Linked DNA regions of Homo sapiens: regions 2, 3, 4 and 5 are each linked to region 1. The links are chromatin contacts, found by Hi-C or POLR2A ChIA-PET in ENCODE. All regions are on one chromosome and are shown on one strand. The core of a region is the stretch at or near the end of the contact, and the rest is flanking DNA. Distances in the headings are between cores, read along the strand shown.

Region 1 (4,685 bases), core at 918-3,417:
GCCTCAGCCTCCCGAGTAGCTGTAACTACAGACACACGCCGCCACGCCCAGCTAATTTTTGTATTTTTGGTAGGGACAGGGTTTCACCATGTTGAGCAGGATGGTGTCGCTCTCCTGACCTCATGATCCGCCCTCCTCAGCCTCCCAAATTACTGGGATTACAGGCATGAGCCACCACACCCAGCTGCTTTTAAGATTGTACATCTCACTACATAACATGTGTTTTTGTTTGTTTTGTTTGTTTGTTTGTTTTTGCTTTGTTTCTCATTTTAAACATCTAATTTAACATTGTTACAAGTGTGTGTGTAATTGTTATAATGAGAATTTTAGTATAAAGAGAAATTGGTAGGACATATACTAGGTCAGGTGTCCCCAGCCTCCCGGGCCACAGACGGGTACAGGTCTGTGGCTTGTTAGGAACCAAGCTGCACAGCAGGAGGTGAGTGGCAGGCCAGCCAGCATAACCACCTGGGCTTTACCTCCTGTCAGATCAGCGGCAGCATTAGATTGTCATAGAAGTGTGAACCCTATTGTGAACTGCGCATGCGAGGGATCTAGGTTGTGTGCTCCTCATGAGAATCTAATGCCTGATGAGCTGAGGTGGAAGTTTCATTCCGAAACCATCCCCACCTCGCCCTCCTCCCCATCCCCCACGAGAAACCTGTCCCTGGTGCCAAAAACATTGAGGACCTCTGTACTGCGTTGTAAAATTGGGTTACTTGGGGAGAGAGGAGATATGAGTTTAAGAGAGGAAGAGGTGGAAAAAAGAGAGACATACCAAAAAGGAAAAGAAAAAAGACTATTAAAGCAAACGACTAAACAAAGAGTATGCATATTATGATCATATTTATGGATTTATGTGGAAACACATCTGTACACTTGAAAACTTCAAAATTTCATAAAAATGAGAAAATAACCAATCATTTTTATATGATATTAGTAAATCACTCTGAAGTATAATGAGAAAATCTTAAAGGAAAATCTTCAAACTCAGTATGATATTGTGTCTGCCGTGAAGTGAAAAAAGAAATGAAAATCAATGACTTCTCATATTACATGTAAGTCACACATCTCTGCTTGCTCCAGTAGCTAAAGTGTGCTAAGAATCCCAAGTGCTTGATGAAGCCCTGAGCCCTCGTTGTTGGCTTTCATAAGGAGACTACTACTGGCTCATGTTAATTGAATTTAGAAAATTTACTGTGGATTATCCTGTCTGGTGCCTAAATTAAATGCATGGATGATAATTCATTTACTGAAATTAGAAGCCAGGAGGAATATAGATACAAAGTCAAAGTCTCTGTTTAGCTAATGTTTTGCCCAACCAGCCTGCACTTGACAAGTGTCATAGCACTATGCTATTTTTATTATTGGGAGTTAGGAGACCTCAGGTCTAGTTCAATCCCTGTTACTATGCACAAGGCATATTTCTGATGTGCAGGGAAAATTCAAGGTGGCCACTTAAGCTTTCTAGGCCTTATTTGCCTAATATATTCCTAGAGGAATTAGATGATTTTTAAGATTACTTCTTGCTCTATATTAGTAGGTTCTCCAATGTGAGTGAACGTAAAACTCACTTGGAGAGTCTGAAAGTACTAATTAGGGGGTTCTGCCTCCTGAAATTCTGATTCCGTAGGTCCAGGGTCAAGTCCAACACCCCATTTCTAACAAGTGTCTCGTTGATGCTAGTAGCACTAGTCCACAGCCCCGATGAATATAAAAACTGAATGAAATATTTGCTTTTCTGAGTAAATGTCAAGAATTATTGAGATGAAGGAGGCTTGGAACTGATATTTTTAATCTGAAATAGATATCATTTATTGCACTGGTAGAACCTGTATGTAATTTCAAGGGTGCACATCTTACCTTTTATTATAATTATAATAAACTTCCCTTATCATATAGTTCCTCCTCAGAGAATGTGAACTGCAGGAGTCCTAGTTCCCAGTAGAAAGTGCTGTTAGAAAACCTCTGAGATTTCTACCTCTGGGAGTAGTATCCTCTTGAGATGCCACCAGCTCTGATGTCTCTTGTTTGTCTCCCTTGCCCAAATAAGCTTTCCTAGCATGTACTACCTAAAATCACGGCTAGGTGTCGCTCTAATTCTGGGGCGCACCGGTTTCAAGGGGAAGTGTGAACCAGGGCGCTGGCACTGCTCGTGTGTTTATGGGTGAAAGCATCTAAGAGAGGCCCTGTGAAATTGCCTGCATAAAAGGATCACAGTTAGGGATGTCTCATAAACTAATCCCAAGAGGAGCCTTCCACTAAAAATAAAATAAGCACGTAATAAGGGTAGAAAAATTTCCTAAAAATGAGGTTGGGATTGGTGGTCAGAGCGTCCTGGATATCAAAAGTGTCAGTTCATTAAGGCAAGATTAGTGTCATGGGTGAATGGAGCATCACAGTTTAATGCTTTAACTTATTGGAACCTCACTTTCCACTTCCTTAAAATAGAGACTATCAAAACAAAACAAAACAGAAAGTACCTTCCATTTCTTCAAAGAATTTTTGTCAGATCAAATGAAGAGCTGTATGGAAAATTATGTGTAAATTGCTAAGTGTTTTAAAACACATTTTTATTAGCAGTGAATTCTTCTCAGGCACTTTATTGGATTTTTAGATAACACTATCATGATATTCCTATTTATTCCTGAACATAAAATTTCCAGATACCATTTTCTTCCTACATGACCATAATTAAAGAATTTGTTTTCTTATGTTTTCATTACTTGTCCATCCACTTCCACGGTAAATCTCAAATGTAAAGAGACTAAAAAGAAAAAATTAATAAAATTATATTTATCCTCATGTGGAATTTCTGCTTTTTGTAATAGCTACTATACACTTAAATATTTAAAATTTAGAATATTTTCTCCATGTTTCCAGATGCTGCCCCCCTAGACATATTGAACATTAGGAAATGTTGTCAGAAAGTCTTTTCTACTAGTCTCTGTTTTGGATTATCTAGATCATAGTTCCTCTGATAGAATAATCAATATTATTAATATTATTAATTAACAATATAATTAATAAGTATGGTCTTGCTGGCCTTTTATGCCCTGCCCTCCCACCCTTCCCTACTCCATCCTACCCCAACCATAAATTATAAAGCCAAATACAGATTTGTATTTGGATTGGTATTTCACTGATATTTCAAACCAGTTCCACTCCTTCTCTAATTAAATGTGCATTTTCTTTGTGATTTGACTGCCAGTCTACACCCTAAGTCACCATCTATACCTTATTGCAGGTAATTCGTGTCGACAATCATCACTAACCATAGCCATCCTCTCACTGAGTGCATGGACACAGAATATGCCTTCTCGTCCAGCTTCTCATCCTGCAGGGCTCCTATGGGTGGGGTTTTCCCTGTATGAATTCTCCAACTTGGCAAAATGATGATTACTGTCCCCTCGCCATAATCAGATAGAAGCACTGGAGAAATGTATAGCATTGAGTTTTCATCTTTTCTATTATTAACACTTTGAGGAAATAAGAGTCTTCCAAAATGAAAGGCATTTCTATACACTGTACTTGCAAGTCATTATTTTCATTTAACATTTAAGTAGTAGGAATAAAAGCCACCTTTATCCTTTAAAGTTTGCTGTAGTGTAACTATTGCAGAGGCACATGAACTATCTTACCTTTGATGGTGTTGATAATCTGAAGCCCCTTTCTATTTGGGGTTACTATGGTTACGGCTGCTCAGGTGATGTGTGAGCTGCACTGCTGTTTTGATAAAAATAGGTATTAACTACCAGTCATAGTGCTTTTCATTTCATAGCAGTTCTTGTAGAAGCACAGCATATTTTTTAAAGGTTGGGGGGAGAAATGCCTTTTCAAAGACTTATGTGGGAACATCTGCATAAATAATGGTGATTGGTCATGTGTATAAAAATATTTTTAATTAAATTCATTTTAATTAAACAGGGCATTTTGCTGAATCCTTCTCTGTTATTTGCACCAAGCTTAGCCTTGAGGAAGATGGCTGATTAACAGACCCAAGAACCTATAATTAAAAGCAGGACTGTTATTTTTGGAGAAAAGCCTCTTCAGTAAGGATGACTTAATTGGGCTGTCTCTCATATTTTTCATTCATCGTGGAACTCCAGGTTTAAATATTTAATTTTTCTAACACCGGAGAAAGATTACTCACATTGGCATAATCAGAAAAGTTTTTATTTTTCAGTTTTGTTTTCCTTCAGTTTCTCTGATCATGCTCTCTAATCACTGTTGTGTTTCAATATTTAATTGTGTTCTTCATTGATTTCTTTTGTTTGGATCACATCTTTTTAAAATCATGGATATTGTTCTTTTTCACCTTCTGGCCCTCTCTGCCTCTGCATTTAGTTTTAGCCTATATTACACTTGTGGTTTCTCATCACTGGTGTTATCAATATTCTACACAAGAATTCAAGAGAAAACGGAATAATTTTCTATTCACAGACAAAAAAAAAATTTAAGATGTAATTGACAAAGTAGTTCCTTCAGTACCAGGGCTGGCTTAGAGAACAAAGACAACATTCATTTAATATCGGCTAAGCAGGAAGAGATCAAGATGGTTTTATGCCATATTATAAACAGCAAAAAATGCTCTCATATAGTATAAAGTTTGTGTTCCTGAATTATTTGCTCTGTCATCTATAAAGAAAGTTGGATGACTCTACTTTTAGCATCTAATATTTGGT
Region 2 (4,685 bases), core at 931-3,430, 500 kb after region 1:
TATTACAAACTAAGAACTCAATAAATAGACTTAACAGAAGATTAGACACAGCTGGAAAAGGGACTAGCAATTTGGAAGATAAAACAATGGAAATTACTCAGAATGAAGCACAGAGAAAAAAGATAGAAAAAAATATAGGAGACCTATGGCACCTAGTAGAAAAATTTAACATATATGGAATTAGAGTCCAAAAGAGGAGGGAAAGACAGGAGGCAAAGCAATATGTGATAATGACCAAGAATTTTTCAAAGCTGACAAAAAAACGTCAAGCCACAGATTCAAGAAGCCCTTCAATCCCCATGAAGATAAACAGAAAGAAAAACGTGCCAACACACATCATGGAAATCTGCTGGAAACCAAATACAAAGAGAAAAAACTTAAAGATAAATACAAAATAATGTTTGCTTCAGAGAACTGGATAAAGATTCACAAAGAAGGCAACAATTCATTTATTCAACAAGAATTCACTGGGCACTTAATAAGCATCTATCACCAACTTGAGTCTTTAAAGAAACAAAGATATAAATTGCATTATCTCTGTTGTCTAGCAGTTCAAGTTTCATGTGTAAGAGAGATAGAAATGTAAACAAATTCTGCATAAAGCCTGCCAAAACGGATTTTTTTTTAACTGCAAAGGAAGAATGACGCTTGGAGCAGGCAGGTGTGAGGGGGCACAGAGAAGCTGCAGAATATTTGCATGTTGTCTTGCTAAAGTTTCTAGGCATTAAACAACCCAAGCAACAGCACAAAGGAATGAAATTGGACATCTCATCGAGCAATCGTGAGTTGTCTCTTGGGGTTCAGCATGGGGAGATGACAGGGAGTTGCAGAAAATGAGGCTGAAGAGTAAAGTTGGAAACAGATTCAGTAGGCAGTTGGGACTTACCACAAGTTTTTTCAGTAGGAAAGGGACATCACCAAGTCATTCTTTAGGAAGAGCACTCTGGGGCAACTTCAAGGGTACTCTTGAGAGGAAATCGATAGCAGCCCATGAGACCAACTAGACAGCTACTTGTCATGGTCCAGGCAAGCAAGAGAGAGTACGGCCTGAACTAGGGCAACAAAAATAGAAGTGACTACATGAGAGGGTATTCTCTAGACATTTCAAAGCCAGAATCAACAGGACTTAGCAGCCATTGCTTGTAGGAGACAGAAAAATAAGTCCAAGTTGACTTGGGTGTGTGGAGGATGTCACAATGATGTTAACACAAGGATAATATCATGAGGCTTGTTGCGTTAGAAACATCAATAGAACATTTCTGAAATGTCCATCAGGGAGCTGGAAAGTCCAGTTTAGAGCCCAGATGCAAAATTAGGAGCTGATACCAAGCTGTGAGGGCAAAGGAGAGAATGAGGCAGCCTGTGGCCTGGCAGAGCAAGAACTGAATAAAGACCAGTGACCCTGAAGTTAACACATCTCAGGAAATACAGATTATCCCAACAAAATAGTCTTAGGTTACTCATTCTGAGACTTGTGAAAATATTTTAATTAAAAAGAAATCATTAGGATGCGCATTACACAGGAAAACTGTTTGAGAAACAGATCTATTACCCTTTGTATTTTATGTTGTCCTGAAGCCTTTTGCTAAGCTGCATCCCAATTTTTTCTGCTTATACAGCAGAAACACTAATGATATGAGCTGTAGTTAAAAAGCACTTTCCAAGTCTGCTACTTGAAAACTTCAGTATGAATAATGTCAGAGGCATGGGGGAGGTGGTTAAAGGCTATGTCTCTGCTGTGTTTTTAAAATAATGCACATCAAATAAAGAAGAAACACCACTTAAAACTGAGATTAAATTTCCATTACATTAACCAATTACTTTGATTTAAGTATCTATGTATATATACACATATACATACACTGTCTGTATGTGCCAAGTGGGAAATTTTTTCTCTGTTATCAGTCAATTCCTCTCATTTCACTTATGATATATGGATAAGAACCTAACTTTGTCAGAGATTAGGAGCATTTTTGCAGCCCCACATTACTGCAGAATACTAAAGTTCAGGTCAAGAATAACAGACTTCCTTCTGCTGCAGAAATTTTCTCACAGAGCTACACCGGATGCAATTTGAACTTTTGTGTTTCTTAACTACTTGTGGTTTATTTCTTTAAGTCAGTTGATCTTGCTTCAAGTCCCTGAGGCCACTAGAGAGAGGCAGCTTGTTAAGATTTGTGCATCTGATCTTTGAAGATGACTCCCCAGATTCCTTTCCTACACCCCTAAAAACCAGCACCCAATAGTATCTACTCTATCGTGGGCCTAATTAGAGAGCAAAACAATTAACAGTTACTGAGTTCCTCCTCTGTGTTCAGCACTGCTTCATGTAACAAGAAGCAAAGAAGCCGTGGAAGAGATTTAAGTAAATGGAAGACAGAAGTTATATTTTTAAAGAAACTAACCAAAAATAGCAAGACACTATCATTGAGGGCTAAACTGAGCAGCATCCAGTATTAAATGCTGTAGGATCTTCTACAAAGGAGAGACTTGAGTGGACTGTGTGAATCTGGAAGGCTCTGTGAAGGAGGGAGAATTTAACCCTGGAAACACTAGTGGGTCTCTTTTACCCCTTTGCTCTGGGTGTAGCATTTATGTTACATTTTGGCACCCAGCCAAGGAAGAACGTTATACCACAGACCTGGTATTAGACACAGTTGAATTCTTTGAAAATTCAAGCCTTCTTCATCACACTTTGTAGTAAGAGGTCAAAGCTACAGTTTCTCTCACTGCCAAGCCCTCATCTGTGCTGCCTGTTCCAATATTACACACACACACACATACACACACACATACACAGCTGCCTGAACTTGTATAGAGGTAAAGCAGGGAGAAGGATTCTCTTTCCCCAAAGTCTGTAGCCTTATGTGAAGAGGGATAGTGCAGCTGATTCCAGGCCAATCTCAGGCCACATGGCGGCATCATGGAAGCTGGTCTGCAGAGCCCCTAGTTCCTCACCTCTGCCAACAGCCTCCTTTCATCCTCATTTACCTCCCTCTGGAATGTTTTCTCAGTAAGTTCAGATATCATGGGTTGTCACTCACCACGTTTATTAAGCACCTACAAAGCACAAAGTACTCTGCATGGAGTAGAATCTGTGAACCCAATGAACAAGGGAAGGAACTGCCAAGAAGTATACAATCTATAGGGGGACCTGACCGAAAATTCTAAGGCTGGCAGTATGCTAGAATTGTACACAGACAAAGCTATAGGATGGTGTAAAGCTTAAACCTACAGGCATCAGAATTTTTTTAAAAAGCCTTGTGGTTTATGAAGGTCTGCGGGGCAGGAAGAAGGAGGCAAGCGTTCATCAGCCAGTTCCTGAACACACGAGACTTGTGAGGGAGGACCTCGTGGGTCAGCAGCAGGGAGGCCCTCACAACTCTCAGGGAAGATCTCATGAGATTCAATATGAGAGGGAAAGGTGAACGTTAGACCTAAAAATAAAAAATAGGTGAAGGGGTTGTTGATAACATATATTTGAAAGAAGTCCCAGAGTTTGTCCAGTAAAACCTTCCTGAGCTGTCGTATTGCTAAATTCCACCTCTCTTTTTCCAACTCCTGATATGTAATGTCATCTTATCAAGACAGGGGCTGGTTTCTGCATTAAGGATATTAAGGGAGGAAAAAAATCAGTTGGGAGGCTCAAGGAAGATAGCCTCAGAAGATGGTAGGAGATGGCCTCAGAACCCAGCCCAGTGAGTAGACTCTTCTAAGGTGGCACTGGGGAGAAAGGCATGATGGTAATAGATGGGGAGAGTGAGCTGCATGTTCCAGAGAGCACATGGACTCCAGAAGAGCTGGATACATTGACGTCTGGGGCAGCATGGAGAAATTAGGAGGAGACCAGTGAGAAGACAGTGGGGCCAGTTCCCAGAAGGCCCTGCCTGCCAGGCTACATGGTGCAGAGTGGATTACATAGATACCGGGGAGCCAGCAATGTTTCTGAGCAGGGGTAGAGACTAGATCCCATCAAACAACCCCACAAAGTCACTGACTGATACAGCCTCTGTGACTATTTCAATACACATGGAAATATTTATATTTCAAATGAAAACTTCCTAAAAGCAAAACGTCTCTGCTAATGCAGTGAGAGAGGTGTCAAATGAGAGAATAAGGGACATTTCTAGGGACAGGGGCTTCCATCCACTCCTCAGACCACTCCTTGAACACCAAGATGGCATTTCTTGAGGCTCATTGAGGGGATGTGAAGAAGGTATAGCCCAAAGGTTCTCAGCCCATTTTCCTCTAAGACACCCAGCACAGATGAGGGACCCCGACAGAATGTACTCCACGGTGCACCCAGGGTCATGAGGACAACCAGCTTATTGGGTGGTCTGAGTCAGTCAGGGTTCATTATTTTCTCCCAGCCACTGCCTTCAGACCTGCTCTGTCACATTTCCCTTCTCTGCCCATGGACACAACTTCACAAATCCCAAAACATTCCAGTCACCGTCAGTTCAACAAACAAGCTCATTCTGATCATCAAGACTCACTTTCAGGCCCAGTCCAGTCTGAATCAAAATATCCATCCCATGGATCCATCCCATGGGATTCAATACTCAGCCTTCTCACCCTCAACACCCAACCCATCCCACCCAGCCTTGCCCTGACCCACATGGAGATGGAGAGTGGTCTGCACTTCCACTGCCCCTTTACAGCATCTCCACCTTCAGCCGTCCCTC
Region 3 (4,685 bases), core at 1,394-3,893, 470 kb after region 1:
CTCACAAGTTTGTTTTTGTTTTTGGATTGTGTTTTTTTCAGACTCTTAACTTCCTTTTCATTTTATGTTGAGTTAGTATTTAAGTTTCAAGTCACTTTCTCGAGCCACCTTGTCAGCAATATCAGCGAAGTTGACCCAAGACTGCCTAGCAAGAGAGAGACCCTGGTGGCTGCTCTATGCCTCACCATCATCCTTCAGCACTTTCTCCTTCTCAACAGATTCACAAAATACGGCAAGCAGCCCCTGGAGAAACAATCTTCTTGTCTTCCCAGTGGCTTTCCATGCGGTGCTATGGAAGAGAGGGTAAATCTCTGGTCTCCAGAGGCCTGGATTCCAGCACCAGCACTGCACTAGCTAGCTGTGTGACCTTGGGCAAGTCACATCCCCTCTCTGTTTCTGAGTCCTCATGGGTAAAATGAAGGCACAGGGTTAGATAATATATAAGACTTACTTATTATCAGCCCTCAAAACTGACAGCTTTTAAGCCTCCCCCTCCCTCTTCCCCTTCTGTCCCCCTTCTGAGAAATCTGATAAGAAAGCCCAGGTGCTCCCTTGGAGTTTCATGCAATGCAAGCACCTGCTAGATGTCAGAACTCTCACCCTGGCCCCATTCCCTAATCACCATAAAAACCCAAGCTAGTCTTCTTTCCCTGCTCTCAAGCCATTTGAGACCTGCTTGGGATCTATCCTGCTCTCTCCAGAAAGCCTCATTATATAAGAAACTAACCTTTTTTTACACTATTGATATGTGTGCAGCATATCAGCCTTGACATCTAAACCAAATTTGGGGTGGGAGTCCTTCCAGTTTCTACACAGTGACTGCAGATAATCTTTGGCATCTGTGTTCAAAGGCTGCACCATTCAAGAGAAACGTAATGTGAGCTGCACATGAAGCATTAATAGAAGCCACCCTAAAAAAGTAAAAATTTTTTAAAAGCCACGTAAAATAAATTCTAATAATATACTTTATTTAATCCAATATATCCAAAATATTATTATTTCAACATGTAATCAATGAAAGAAGTATTAATGAGATAGATTAACATTATTCTTCCCATACTAAAGTCTTCAGAAGCTGGTGAGCATATTGCACTGCAGCACATCACAATTTGAAGTAGCCACATTTCAAGTGCTCATAACACATGTGTGGCCAGCGGCTAGACAGTGCAGGTCTAAGGAATCCCAATGAAGGCCCCAGATTCCTGAAACTATTGTTGTTTATTAAAAGTATTACATATTTATGAAAACTAAGATGCTATCAGTTATAAGATGCATTATTTCACATACCATTTAAACATTTTAATTATGAATGCCATAAATTCAGAGATTTTAAACTGAAAAAAAGTATGTACCTTAGAACTCTTAAATATATATATTTCTTTAAATATATATAGTAGTTTCCTCTAAAGGGCCTGACCCCAGGGAAAGGTGTAAGATGAGAAAATCAGTGTTTTGGTACCATTACCAGTTTGGTATTATTACCCTGCAAGATCCTGTTTCTCTCCTTGGACCCTAATTCTACCTAATTAGGAATTCTACCCAATTCCTGTCAATCCTTGTTTTAATGGATTGACATCTATTATCTAATGATAATTAGATGACAAAAGAGCGTTACATGTCTCCCTAAAATGTACATGTTGAAATCCTAACCTCCAGGTTGATGGTATTAGGAGGTTGGGCCTTTAAAAGGTGATTAGGTCATGAAGATGGAGCTCTCATGAATGGGATTAGTGCCCTTATAGAAAAAAGGCCCCAAAGAGACCTCTTGCTCCTTCCACCATGTGAGGACACAGCAAGAAGTCAGCAGTCTGCAACCTGGAAAGGGACCCTCACCAGAACCTGACCATGCTGGTGCCCCAGTCTCAGATTTCTGGCCTCCAGAACTGTGTGATAAAAATTTCAGTTGTGTGTAAGTCACCCAGTCTATAGTACTTTGTTATAGCAACCCATACGGACTAAGACAGGGAGTACTCATTGTACTAGGGGAATCCTTAATGTGACACTTGCATTTTCAAAGAAGACAACTAAAATGAGGCATTTATTGAGCACTGTGCCATGCAGTGAGCTCATCTAATCCTCCAACAAACTCGTGAGTTAAGTATTATTTCATTTCCATTTTTCAAAAAAGAAGAAAAAAAGCAGACTCAGAGAGGTTAAGTAACTTGTCCAAGGTCAAACAGTATAAATGGCAAATTCAGGTTAAATCTCTCTGATTCATTAGCCCATTTATTTTCTTGATAACCTAAATAGGGAAGTGATAAAGATGGGTTGAAAGATAGAGTCCCAGAAGGCAACTACTTACCTACTCCTCTTTAGGAAGAACCCACTCACTCCTTCTCAAAGGCCTTAACAATTGACTTTCAGGTGGCCTCCTCCATCAAACCACCATCAAATGTCAGCTCTGACCACAGTATTTGGCCACCCCTGGTGACTCAGCAGGTTTTCTTTGCAAAGCTGCAAGCAGCCCTTGGAATAGGCAATCCCCTTTTTAAAAAATGCACATCTTGAGCTCCAAGGAAATGCCTCAGTGAGCAGAATCAAGAGCACACACCAAAAAAAATGGTTGTGTGTGCAGTTTTGGAGGTGAGACTTTGCACAGTTCAGTAGCCATGGCCTATCACTCATGGCAGGATGGCCACACAGCTGCAGTTCTCAAGAGCCCGGCAGCCAGGGCCAGGCAGACATTACTTGTTTTTTTGGGGGGGGATTTTTGTTGTTGGTGGTTTTTTTAGTCCATGGGCTTGAAGCAGCCTCAAGACCTCAGCCCAGTATAAAGGGCTGCCTAGCAAGCCAGCCAGACTGAATTCCAACCCAGTTCAGAGAATTGAAATGTGAGAAGGAGCTATTCTTCAGCATAACCAGCACCACGGCATAGGCAACGCTTCAAAACACACAGGCAAAGAAACCCCTCAATTAAGTCTCTCAGCTGGAAGTATGTGGGTATCAAAATTGTTCTTAAGCACTATTTATCACTCACAAGCTGAGAATATCAGGGGAAAAAAAGTAAACCTGAAAAGCGTCATTGGAGACATTACTAGAGAAATAAATAAGACAGTGCAAAAAAAAAAAAAAGAAAGGAAAAAAGGTGTTCCAGGCTCTGTCAATGATGAGGATTAGAAGTGGACCGTTTGACAAAAGAATTTTCTCTACCACTTTTAGCTGGGGGTCAAGGCATTTCAAACATTAACCTGTCCTGGACATCATTACAATTTAAAGATACTTTATAAATGCCTTGCTCATACCTTCCTACAAAAACTCACACTGAGTTATTTTTGTCATTATTTTCCAATTTCTAGGTATTTGGAATATTTAGAACTACTGCTGCTGCAAAGGCTAAAATAGTCTCATAACAAGCCAAGCCCTCACATGCTTAGAATCATGAATTAGCTCCTTCTTTGGCTTTGCCACACCCAATGACAGCCACACACCTCTCCCCAGCTTATTTGAGGTGGAACAGAACCAAAGAAAGAGCCAGTTCCATGATCCTAAGCAGTAAAATTTCAGACCAGTGCATTGCGGAGGACAGGCCTCAACTACTTAATCCTAATGGGTGGAAACAGGGGGAACATGCTTCATTTTTCTACAACCCTCAGGCCAAAGTCAAACTTCACTCATGCCTTCTTTGTCACTCGCTTTCCATAATGATGACTTGAATAGTATTAACTTTAACAATAAAAATAATAGACCCCTTTATATCTTGAGACCGAAGCCCTGGAGAGCCAGGGGCCTGTGATCGCCCTCCCGACCCCAACGAGGGATAGCCATGGAGGCAGGACCACCACCCTATGGGTCCAGAGGGTAGAACATGGGGCCAGAGAGGATTATTCTCAAACCCTAAGGTTTCATGTTGTTTTCCCTGTCAGGTTACATAGGACCTATGACCACTTTGTTCTGTCCTATTTCTCCCTTTCAGAATGGAATAGCCTACATTGGTCCTATCATTGTATTTGGGAAGCACATAATTGGTCTGGTTTCAAAGGTTTGAAGCTGGAGAGGAATTTTGCCTCAGGATGAATTGTACTTTGAGTTTCACCTATATCTGATTTAAACAATATTTAGATGAGACTTTGGACTTTAGACTTTAGTGTTGTCTTTGGAATGAGTTAAGATTTTTGGAGCTGTTGGGATGGAATGAATGTATTTTGCATGCAAGAAGAATATGAATTTGGGGAGCTAGGGGCAGAATGCTATGGGCTGAATATTTGTGTCCCCTCAAAGTTCATATGTTGAAATCCTAACCTCCTATGTGATAGTATTAGGAGATGGGACCTTTGTGAGGTGATTAGATCATGAGGGTAGAGACTTAATGGATGGGATTAGTGTCTCTGTAAGAGACCCCAGAGAGCTCTCTCACTGTCTTTCCTCTATGTGAGGGCACAACAAGAAAATAGCCATCATAAACCAGGAAGCAGGCCCTCAACAAACACCAAATCTGCCAGTGCCTTGATTTTGGACTTCCCAGCCTCCAGAACTGTGGGAAATAAATGCATTTTTTTGTTTAAGCTACTCAGTCTATGGCATTTTGTTATAGCAGCCCCAACTAAGTTACATTACTGCTTGCTTGCTGTGTGCCAGGCCCATGCTAAGCATTTTGCATACCTCACTTCACTTAATCTTTATAGCACTTGGCACTATCTAAGATTCTCTTGTTCACTTACTCATTTTTTATGTCTCCCTTACACAAA
Region 4 (4,685 bases), core at 1,451-3,950, 370 kb after region 1:
TTTAAATAGAATTGATCTTCATTAAACAGATCTGTCAAATCTGCCAAAAGACTTCCTTGAGACCATTCCACATGATAGTATTTGTGTTTTCATAGGCAGCCTCTTCTGTAGACTCTCTCTTCCTGTCAACTCACTTCCAGCACAGCATCCCTGTATAAAGACGTTGAAACCCCAGTGGTTGTGAATTTTTAACAAAGCAACAATATTGCCTTTGGGACTTTAAGGTCAGAGAGACCTAGTTCAAATCCTCAAGTCCTAGTTGCCACCACTTATGAACTGTGTGACTCTGGGACATTTCCTTCTCTGTGCCTGTTCCTCAGCTATGAAACGGTATCATCTACCTTCTATCACTGTCAAGGAGAATGAATGTGGTAGCGAACATCAAGGGCTTAGCACTCAGCATGTCCATTCCCATCAGCAGCAGCTGATCTAACCAAGTGACTGCGATTCAGTGAGGGGGTTAAGAGGAGGGAACACGAGTCACCTGCTAGAACATAACGAAGAAATGCTTAATACAGCTTCTCGAAAAGTTGCCCTCAACCCTCCCTTTCTCAGCCTACCCAGATGCCCCATATCAGTTGGCATTTAAGATTCTTGAGCAAACAGATATTGATATAGAAGTTGTGATTTTGCCTTATCACTCCCTTAGTAGATGGAAGGGAATCATTTTCTCAATCCCAGAAATTAATAATAATGTTGATATCTGGTTCACGTTCAGATATCAGAATATAAAAGTACTCTCCAGAGTTATTATTCATAGACCCAAATTAATTGTTGACCCTGAGTTATAAACACCAGCAGGAGGAGCTAGGCTGCAGAAAAGTGTATAGGGGTGCTGAGCCCTAAGGGTGGTGGTGCTCATCACCTGGGCTTGCAGGTAAACAGAGCCATGTGTCAAGACTGAAGCATTTAATACCACTGGACTTAAGTCGTAATAGGAAATGGGAGGGTGTTAAACCAGCCTTTAGGAAAACTAATACAAGATGGATTTTGAATGTCTGAGGGAACATTTTTGGAAGAGTCATTATTAAACTTCAAAGAGAATCAGCCTTATCAGCAGTGATAATAGAAATATATTGGCTTTTCTGAAGATAGATCTTGGGTGTCTCGTTTATGAGCCAGCCATGGCTGGACTTTTATCAAGTCTGTCAACTCGAAACCAAGTTCTTAACCCAAGGCCTGAATGCTGCCAAGATGAAGCCATGTCTGAACAAGGCAATAACATCCCCTCTTATTCCAAAGTGCCTCTCTTGTAAAACTCAAACTTATCAAGAGGCTTTGGATTCCTCTCTCAGTTCCTTGTCTTAACAGGGGAATACATCCCATGTCTAACCAGAATGTTTGTTGCTTCTGGAGTCAAACATATGCGCCTCCTAGGCACAGCCATTAACGTGGGTGTTTCTTGGATGGCTCAGACAACCAGAGTTTGGATTTTAATGGCTCTTTTCACCTCTCTTCTCCCTGAGGCCATCTATCTAGGAGAAATCTCACCTATGTATGAGAGGCAGAAAAAGGAGAAATACTGAAATAATTGCATTTTTATCATAAGCAGACCTATTATGAAGTTATGTGGCAGGAAGAGACCCAAAACAATGGATACAATTTGACTTATCCACCATTCCAGTGGGTGACTAAGAAGTGACTCTAGTTGCCATCTTCCCACAAAGGTCTAAGAGACCTCTTCATCCTCTTTCCCCCATTCAGTATATATATGTTTTCTGGAAATCTGTGCCAGTAAATGTCCAGTGGAGTATTTTGGTTTTGCTTTCTAAAGACTAACCTGGAATGAATAAAGTTCCTCTGTTAAGAAATGGAGAAAACAGATGTTTTAAGTCATCTTTTTAGGGGACCAAGGGCAGTGCCTCTGCCGGCCTGAATCTAAGTCTTTTTTGGCTTTTGGGAGGAGTCAAATGGGCCTGGCAAGTTTTGCAAGGGAAATCTCAGAGGTCATCCAGACCTGAAGTGTAGGTAAGGAGACCCTGGTTTAGCACAAGGTGGAGTCAAGTTCTAGTTCCGCTATTAAGTGTGTCACATGAAGCAGGTCACTTATAAATACCTCTCTGAGGTTTAGTATGCTCATATGTAAAAAGCAAATAATATCTTTCCAAAGTAATCATCCTCAAATGCAAGTCTCACTGTGTCTTTCCCTTGCTTAAAACCAGACACCTGGCCCTTCCTACCTAGTCTAACCTCATTCTCATCACTTAGTCCTCCTCTTGCTGCCTCTCATGCAAGAACACACCAGCAATATTGGATAGCATGCTGTTTCACACCTCTGCTCCTTTGCACATGCTGTTCCAGCCCCCAAGAGGCCTTGCCTCCTTCCCTCCTTCCCTCAAAAAAAAAAAAAGAAAAGAAAAAGAAAAAAACCCACCTGGAACAGGAAAAACATTTGTTCCCCTTTGGAAACTCAGTTCAGATATCACTTTCTATTTGAAACTTTCCCTGAACACTCCTCTACACACCCCTCCCCAGCCCCAACACAAACACACAGCTACTTCTTTGAGTCTCAGACTGTGCCTTGTTCTCATCTGCCCATGATCCAGGTGGGCCTCTCTAATTTGTACAAAGGCTGTGACTAGGCTGGCAGTGGCCCTGGAGGAGTAAGAGTCTTTGGGGACAGGAAAGCAGCCAGAGCGTGTGTGTCACACTGGAAGTCCGGAAGGGAAATGCCTGGAGAGCCAGTTGTCCCTCTGCAGGGGAAGGGCACGATGTGGAGAGGGCGGGCAGGGAAGGCTGCCAAGAAGCCCTCCGTGGTGTTAGAAGTGCATGTCTGGGGCTTAACTGAGATGGACTTGTAACGTGGGAGGGACTCCACACTCTTGTGGAGGATAATTGAGAACAAGGAGGATTATGCAATTTGAAAACATCGAATTCCAGAAAACGTGATGATTCTTGACAGTGACCCACTTCACTTGTACCCATCTGGCTTTATCCTCCAGTTCTGCCTGTCTTGAGCCTGAGTCACTCCTCGTCAAACGCAGTCATTCTGTCTGTTCCCAGTAAGGAATAAGACCAAACCTGCTGGCTGGTTGGAGGATCTGTCCTTTCTGCCAGCTCTCCCTCTCGCCATCTTCCTGGCTCTTTACTGCTTTCCTCTGTCCCTCCATCACTGCTCTTATTTCCTTCCCTCCTGCTATTTTTCCTTCTTATCTGGCTGTTTCAGGGGCTCTCTCCTCCTCCCCGCCACTCCACACAAACCTCATTCAGGACTCCCAGCCTTTCCTGCATCTCCTTTCTTGGGCTTTTTCAGCCCTTTAATTCATTCCTCTTAATATTTATTAATACAAACACCTCATTTTCACCTTCAATGTTTTTTTCTTTCTATTTTCTGGCATCTTTTGGTTCTTCTCTGCTACCCGATTTTCCATCTTTTTAGACAAGCATTCATTAAGCACCTACTGTATTCTGGGCAGTATGCTGAGTGCTAGTGAAGAAAAGATGTATAAGCCTATTGCCTGTATATACTAGGGCAATCATCCAGAGGAAATGGGGGCTGATGCCTCCAGCATCCCCCACCCACCATAGCTTTAATGCTCAAGGCAACGTGCTCCTCATCCTCTGCATCACAATCCAGAGTTGCAAAAGATTCCTGGCCCGCTGTGACAAAGGTGGGACAACACTGTCTTAAAGCCCCTAGCAGAGGTGCCAGGTAAGATATACCAGGCCAGCAGCTAGCAACACCTCTCTCCCCAACCCTCTCACTCTTCCTAGGGTGAAGGAGGACAAGTTGAGATAATGAGGATTCTGAACCTCTTTTATTTCCACTCTGCAGTTCTGCAAGGGTTGGCCCCTCCTGGTTTCATAAAAAACACCTCCACTGACATTAAGAGTGGCTTGAAAATTAACATATACAACTAGTATTTTGCACACCAGAAAAAGAAAGCTTTTCAGCTTTGGGTGGGCTTAGAAATGTGGTTGGGAAGACACTAACTGAAAAACACCAAGGGAAAGCGGAACACTCTAGGACAGTGGTTCTCACACTTTGGTCAGTGTCAGAATCACTAGGGGAAGCTGCAAAAACACAGGGACTGTGCCCTATACTACTTCAAAGGCCTGAGTCACTGTGGGCTCCACTAGATCCCCAGGTGATTCTGATACACACCAACATTTAAGGACTGCTGCTGGAGAATGCGTCTGTCTCATCTTCTGCAGAGGATGGCCCTAACACCCAGCTATTCCATTCTACTCTTGCCTACTGAAGGCTTTTTGTCTGCATGACCTCCACCCTCAAGTATAGGTGGACTTTTCCACTAGAGGGCCAAGAAAAAGGCTAATCCTGCAAGGCCAATCTTCATGCCACAGCTTTTAAAAAATCATTTCCGCCCTCTTGCTGATTTCTCTGCAGCTCTGGGGTGCATTAAACTTAAACTATGTGTGAATAGAAGAGGAAGCAGTTGGTACTATTAAAAGAGGGAGAGAGATAGAAGACTATAGTTTGAATATTACCAACTTCCAAGACTTACAAAGTATGCATTTTGCGCAAATGTCAAAATTTAGTAAGCAAATCAGAACAATTTGGGAGATGGGCAGCAGGAGTGATTTTAAAGCTGCATCTGACCATACACACATCCTGTGGCCGTTCTGCAGGATTAGCCAAGTTTTGCAAATGAGAAAATATGGAAACATACACATGAAAAGATTTCCCAAGGTCATGGTGAAGGTGGTAGTGGTGAGGATTAGGG
Region 5 (4,685 bases), core at 1,019-3,518, 350 kb before region 1:
TTTGAATAACATAGAAAATTTGACTATGAGCTCAGTAGAGAGAATAAGGCAATTATTATTATATTTTTAATTGTGATAATAGAATTATAGTTATTTGGAAAACTGTCCTTATTTTTAAAGAGATGGTCTCTGAAGAATTTAGAGATAAAATGTCATGATGTCCATAATTTATTTTTTAAAACTTCAGAAAAAATAGATGAAGCAAATATGGTAAAAGTTTTAATAACTATAAATCTAACTGGTAGATACACAGGAGTTTTTTGTAGTATTCCCTCTACTTTTTATATGTTTTAAATTTTAATAATATAAACAAAACAAGCTACTAATTTTTTTAAAGTTGTTTCTGTTGCATCCTTTTTAAACTTTACTTATTCAAAGCAAAATAATATTTATTGCATTTAATTGTCTTCCTGTTTGATAAATCCTAATGAATAACTTTTGATCTTCCATTTATTCCTATTTTTTAATTGTTTTCAAAAAAGCAGGTATCTGGGCCTTAATTCAATAACTTTTGTAGAACACTTAGGAATATATTTTTTTCCACTCCACTGAAATCTAGATAAAAATACTATATGAATTTTATTTTAAAAAACGTTTTAAAGCAAATACGATCTGATCAAATGTGTTTGGGATTTCAAATGCATGACTTCCTTGATTTTTTTGAGCTCATTATTTACATAAAAATATTCAGAGTTATTTTCAGGGTAATTGTGATTGAAAATATAATAATAATTATTGCTATTGCAAAATTTGTATATGAAATTTTCATTTGGGCCTAGTCATGGTGACTTTTATGTAACATATCAAAACATTTTGTATTTTTTTGATATCAAATGTGAACAGTCTCTCAAATAAAATGAGACTTATAACTAGTTGCATTTAAGTACTCCTGTTGACATAAGCTACAACAGGTGTGGAGAAAGGAAAGGAGCGAGGTGAGGAGCAGGGGCGTGGAAAATTCTCCAATGCAGCAGAGAAGAAAACAGTTTAGGTCACAGCATTTTGATCTTGCATGTGATACAACCACTCAGCTAGAAAGAATGAAGTGATCACACTGATATTCAGAGTTTGTGTCTAAACACCATAATCTTTAAGATTCGGAGTGCTTCTTTTATTAAAGTCCCAAATACGTGCCTTATCCCTCTATCTATATATCTTTCTATCTATCTATCTATCTATCTATCTATCTATCTATCTATCATCTATCTCTCTATCTGTCTAGATAGGCCTTATGCCTATATCATCAACCTATTAGATAGATTAGGTAGATAGACATAGATAGATATAGGAATCATAGATAGATATATAGGTAGATAGATACATATCTAGATAGGTGATAGATGGATGGATGGATAGATAGATAGACAGATAGATAGACAGATAGAGATACATTTCCACAATTTCCTCATGGATATAATATCAGAATAAGAGGAATAAAAGTTGATAAAGGCTGGGCATGGTAAATCACGACTGTAATTCCAGCACTTTGGGAGGCTGACACAGGTAGAGCACTTGAGGCCAAGAGTTCGAGACCAGCCTGGGTAACATGGAGAAACCTCGTCTCTACGTAAAACACAAAAATTAGCCTGGTGTGGTGGTACGAGCTACTTGGGAGACTGAGGCACAAGAATCACTTTAACCCAGGAAATGGAGGTTGCAGTGAGCCGAGATCACACCACTGCACTCCAGCCTGGGTACAGAGTGAGACTCTGTCAAAAAAAAAAAAAAAGTTGTTAAGAAGTTGGGGGACACTCAGTAGTACCTGAGGGCATACTGCCTGGACCATTGTTGACATGGAACGATGAAGCATGGAATGAGTTACAAGTCACACAGGCCATTCAACCAGCTCTCAGACCCTGCTGTTGGGCCCAAAACTGGACCCAGCACCACTCTGCCCATCTCCTGTTGCTGAGCCTCTGTGGTGTTAATGAATGGAGTACTGGGTTTAGCCACTAACATCTTACTGGTGGAAAGGGAAGCAGCAGTACTAAAAACTGTCAGTCCTTTATTCTTCATGTCTATTGGAGAAGCCTGCCTACACACACATGCTCATGCATGCACATGCACGCACACACACACACACACACACACACACACACACCCTGGGAGCATTCCGTAAACACAGGAAAAATGACATGGGCTCCAGAGAGCAATATTTCTGGCAAATCCAGATGGTGGTGATGTAAAACAACACAATGATGTTCACTATTACTCTCAGCTGTGAAAATTTACGTGGCAGTACCACTTCTCACTTTCACTCCATTTCCCCTTTCCCACTTCCCCATTTAGCATCTGTAAGTTACTCAGTCTCATTTTATAAAGATACATTCATTCTCTCAGCAAATATTTACTGAGTTTCTATCACATGCTAGGGACCAGGAGTTTGGTGATCAGCAAGAGAAAGACCCTGTTGGCTCTCCAGAAGCATACCTTCTAGTTAGGGAGACAAATATAATTTAGTAATTTAGCATCACTTCAGAGACGGAAAAATCAGTCTGGAAAAAAAAAAAACAGAAAAGGGACTCAGCAGAACTGAAAAAAGATCAAGGATATTTAATATAAGGTGGTTAGAGAAGCCCTGCTGAGGAAAGGACATTTAAGCAATATGGGAATGATAAGGAATCAATCCAGTGAAGATCTAAGAGGAGAGAATTCTAAGCAGAGGGAACAGCAAAGTTTCTGAGCAAGATAGCTTGCCAGATTGCAGGACCAGATTTTGTAGCCTAATTATAGTTAATAAAGATATAAGTGATAGAATAAGAGGACTCAGAGCAAGTCTCATAGGCCATAGTCAGGAGTTTAGATTTTATTCTAAATGGGTTATGTAACCATTGGAGATTTTAAGAAGTTGGATTAAAATGACCATGTTGACTCTTCTATAGAGAATAGGCTTTCATGATGCAAGAGTGGACATAAGAAGTGGAAAACAGGTTTTGCTATACTTAGACGAGAGATAACAGGTGGGAGGATAGTTGAGAAGATGGTGAGAAGTCACAGGATTTGGAATGTATTTCGCATATAGGATTGACAGAATTTTTGCCTATGGATTCAACTTATAAAAGGGCTGGCAAGGAAAAAAAGAAAAATCAAAGATAACACCAAGTCTTTGAATTTCACTTATAAATCTTCCTAATGGGAATCTGATAAGAATGTCATTGGTGTAAAATACATGTACTATGTCATTAGTGATACAAATAAATGTATATTTGTTGAATGAATGAAGGAGGAAAGATTATTTTCACGCTGCTTTCTTGTATAAATAGCTGATATTAAGCATGGCTTTGTCTGCATTATGTTTTTTTTAAGTGAACAATATATCCCAAAGATTGCTACACAGAAGTACACACAGGTATTCCTCCTTTCCTTAAACAATTGAACAGGATTTTTTGTATGAATATAATATAGTTCTGTCAATCAGTCCCAGTTGATGGACATTGCCATTTTTTCCTAGTCATTTACTGCACATAATCTTGCAATAAATAGCATGTACATGTCTTTTAACTTTTTACCTGTGAATCTTTGAGGTAGATTCTTAGAAGTGAGATTGCTGGGTTACCTAAGAACCCAAGATAAAGAACAGCAATAGACCAGGGCAGGTGGCTTACATCTGAAATCCCAGAACTTTGGAAGGCTGAGGTGGGGGATCAATTGGGGCTAGGAGTTTGAGACCTAACTGCACAACATTGCAAGATCCTGTCTCTAAAAAAAAAAAAAAAAAAAAATTTTTTTTTATACTTTAAGTTCTAGGGTACATATACACAACGTGCAGGTTTGTTACATATGTATACATGTGCCATGTTGGTGTGCTGCACCCATTAACTCGTCATTTACATTAGGTATAGCCCCTAATGCTGTCCCTCCCCACTCCCTACACACCACGACAGGCCCCAGTGTGTGATGTTCCCCACCCTGTGTCCAAGTGTTCTCATTGTTCAATTCCCACCTATGAGTGAGAACATGCGGTGTCTGGTTTTTTGTCCTTGCGATAGTTTGCTGAGAATGATGGTTTCCAGCTTCATCCATGTCCCTACAAAGGATATGAACTCATTTTTTATGGCTGCATAGTATTCCATGATGTATATGTGCCACATTTTATTAATCCAGTCTATCATTGATGGACATTTGGTTTTGTTCCAAGTCTTTGCTGTTGTGAATAGTGCCACAATAAACATATGTTATAGTAGCATGATTTATAACCCTTTGGTTATATACCCAGTAATGGGATGGCTGGGTCAAATGGTATTTCTAGTCCTAGATCCCTAAGGAATCGCCACACTGTCTTCCACAATGGTTGAACCAGTTTACAGTCCTGTCAACAGAATAAAAGTGTTCCTATTTCTCCACACCCTCTCCAGCACCTATTGTTTCCTGACTTTTTAATGATTGCCATTCTAACTGGTGTGAGATGGTATCTCATTGTGGTTTTGATTTGCATTTCTCTGATGGCCAGTGATGACGAGCATTTTTTCATGTGTCTTTTGGCTGCATAAATGTCTTCTTTTGAGAAGTGTCTGTTCACATCCTTTGCCCACTTTTTCATGGGGTTGTTTTATTCTTGTAAATTTGTTTGAGTTCTTTGTAGATTCTGGATATTAGCCCTTTGTCAGATGAGTAGACTGCAAAAATTTTCTCCCATTCTGTAGGTTGCCTGTTCACTTTGATGGTAGTTTCTTTTGCTGTGCAGA

The links. A loop is a pair of places that touch in the nucleus more often than their neighbours do. ChIA-PET counts read pairs that join two places held with the same protein, here RNA polymerase II (POLR2A). Pooled maps may share reads with other maps.
Region 2: a loop to region 1 is called in a pooled map, with 5 times the contacts of the local background. The contact joins two enhancer-like sites. A Hi-C loop is called at or near these places in 24 of 37 single-sample maps with no recorded cell type and 11 of 50 pooled maps.
Region 3: a loop to region 1 is called in a map of naive thymus-derived CD4-positive, alpha-beta T cell, with 2.6 times the contacts of the local background. The contact joins two enhancer-like sites. A Hi-C loop is called at or near these places in 1 of 168 maps with a recorded cell type or tissue (naive thymus-derived CD4-positive, alpha-beta T cell), 8 of 37 single-sample maps with no recorded cell type and 7 of 50 pooled maps.
Region 4: a loop to region 1 is called in a map with no recorded cell type, with 2.6 times the contacts of the local background. The contact joins two enhancer-like sites. A Hi-C loop is called at or near these places in 11 of 37 single-sample maps with no recorded cell type and 4 of 50 pooled maps. POLR2A ChIA-PET finds 5 or more read pairs at or near these places in 1 of 52 experiments (H1).
Region 5: a pooled map shows a loop between it and region 1 (2.4-fold over the local background). The contact joins two enhancer-like sites. A Hi-C loop is called at or near these places in 2 of 37 single-sample maps with no recorded cell type and 2 of 50 pooled maps.

What each region holds. Positions count from the first base shown.
Region 1 is chr3:143,671,958-143,676,642 of GRCh38, reverse strand. All of the region lies in intron 5 of SLC9A9 (solute carrier family 9 member A9), which reads left to right. Among named protein-coding and RNA genes, the nearest start is that of SLC9A9, 170 kb to the left of the region's middle. Within about 2 kb of position 2,167, at least 4 of the 41 ENCODE cell types and tissues checked have a DNase peak (open chromatin) inside an H3K27ac peak, as active enhancers do.
Region 2 is chr3:143,168,851-143,173,535 of GRCh38, reverse strand. No RefSeq gene overlaps it. Among named protein-coding and RNA genes, the nearest start is that of CHST2, 51 kb to the right of the region's middle. RefSeq lists an enhancer at 2,220-2,359. Within about 2 kb of position 2,180, at least 4 of the 41 ENCODE cell types and tissues checked have a DNase peak (open chromatin) inside an H3K27ac peak, as active enhancers do.
Region 3 is chr3:143,205,314-143,209,998 of GRCh38, reverse strand. No RefSeq gene overlaps it. Among named protein-coding and RNA genes, the nearest start is that of CHST2, 88 kb to the right of the region's middle. Within about 2 kb of position 2,643, at least 3 of the 41 ENCODE cell types and tissues checked have a DNase peak (open chromatin) inside an H3K27ac peak, as active enhancers do.
Region 4 is chr3:143,301,039-143,305,723 of GRCh38, reverse strand. All of the region lies in intron 14 of SLC9A9 (solute carrier family 9 member A9), which reads left to right. Among named protein-coding and RNA genes, the nearest start is that of SLC9A9-AS1, 39 kb to the left of the region's middle. Within about 2 kb of position 2,700, at least 10 of the 41 ENCODE cell types and tissues checked have a DNase peak (open chromatin) inside an H3K27ac peak, as active enhancers do.
Region 5 is chr3:144,026,499-144,031,183 of GRCh38, reverse strand. No RefSeq gene overlaps it. Among named protein-coding and RNA genes, the nearest start is that of DIPK2A, 57 kb to the right of the region's middle. Within about 2 kb of position 2,268, at least 3 of the 41 ENCODE cell types and tissues checked have a DNase peak (open chromatin) inside an H3K27ac peak, as active enhancers do.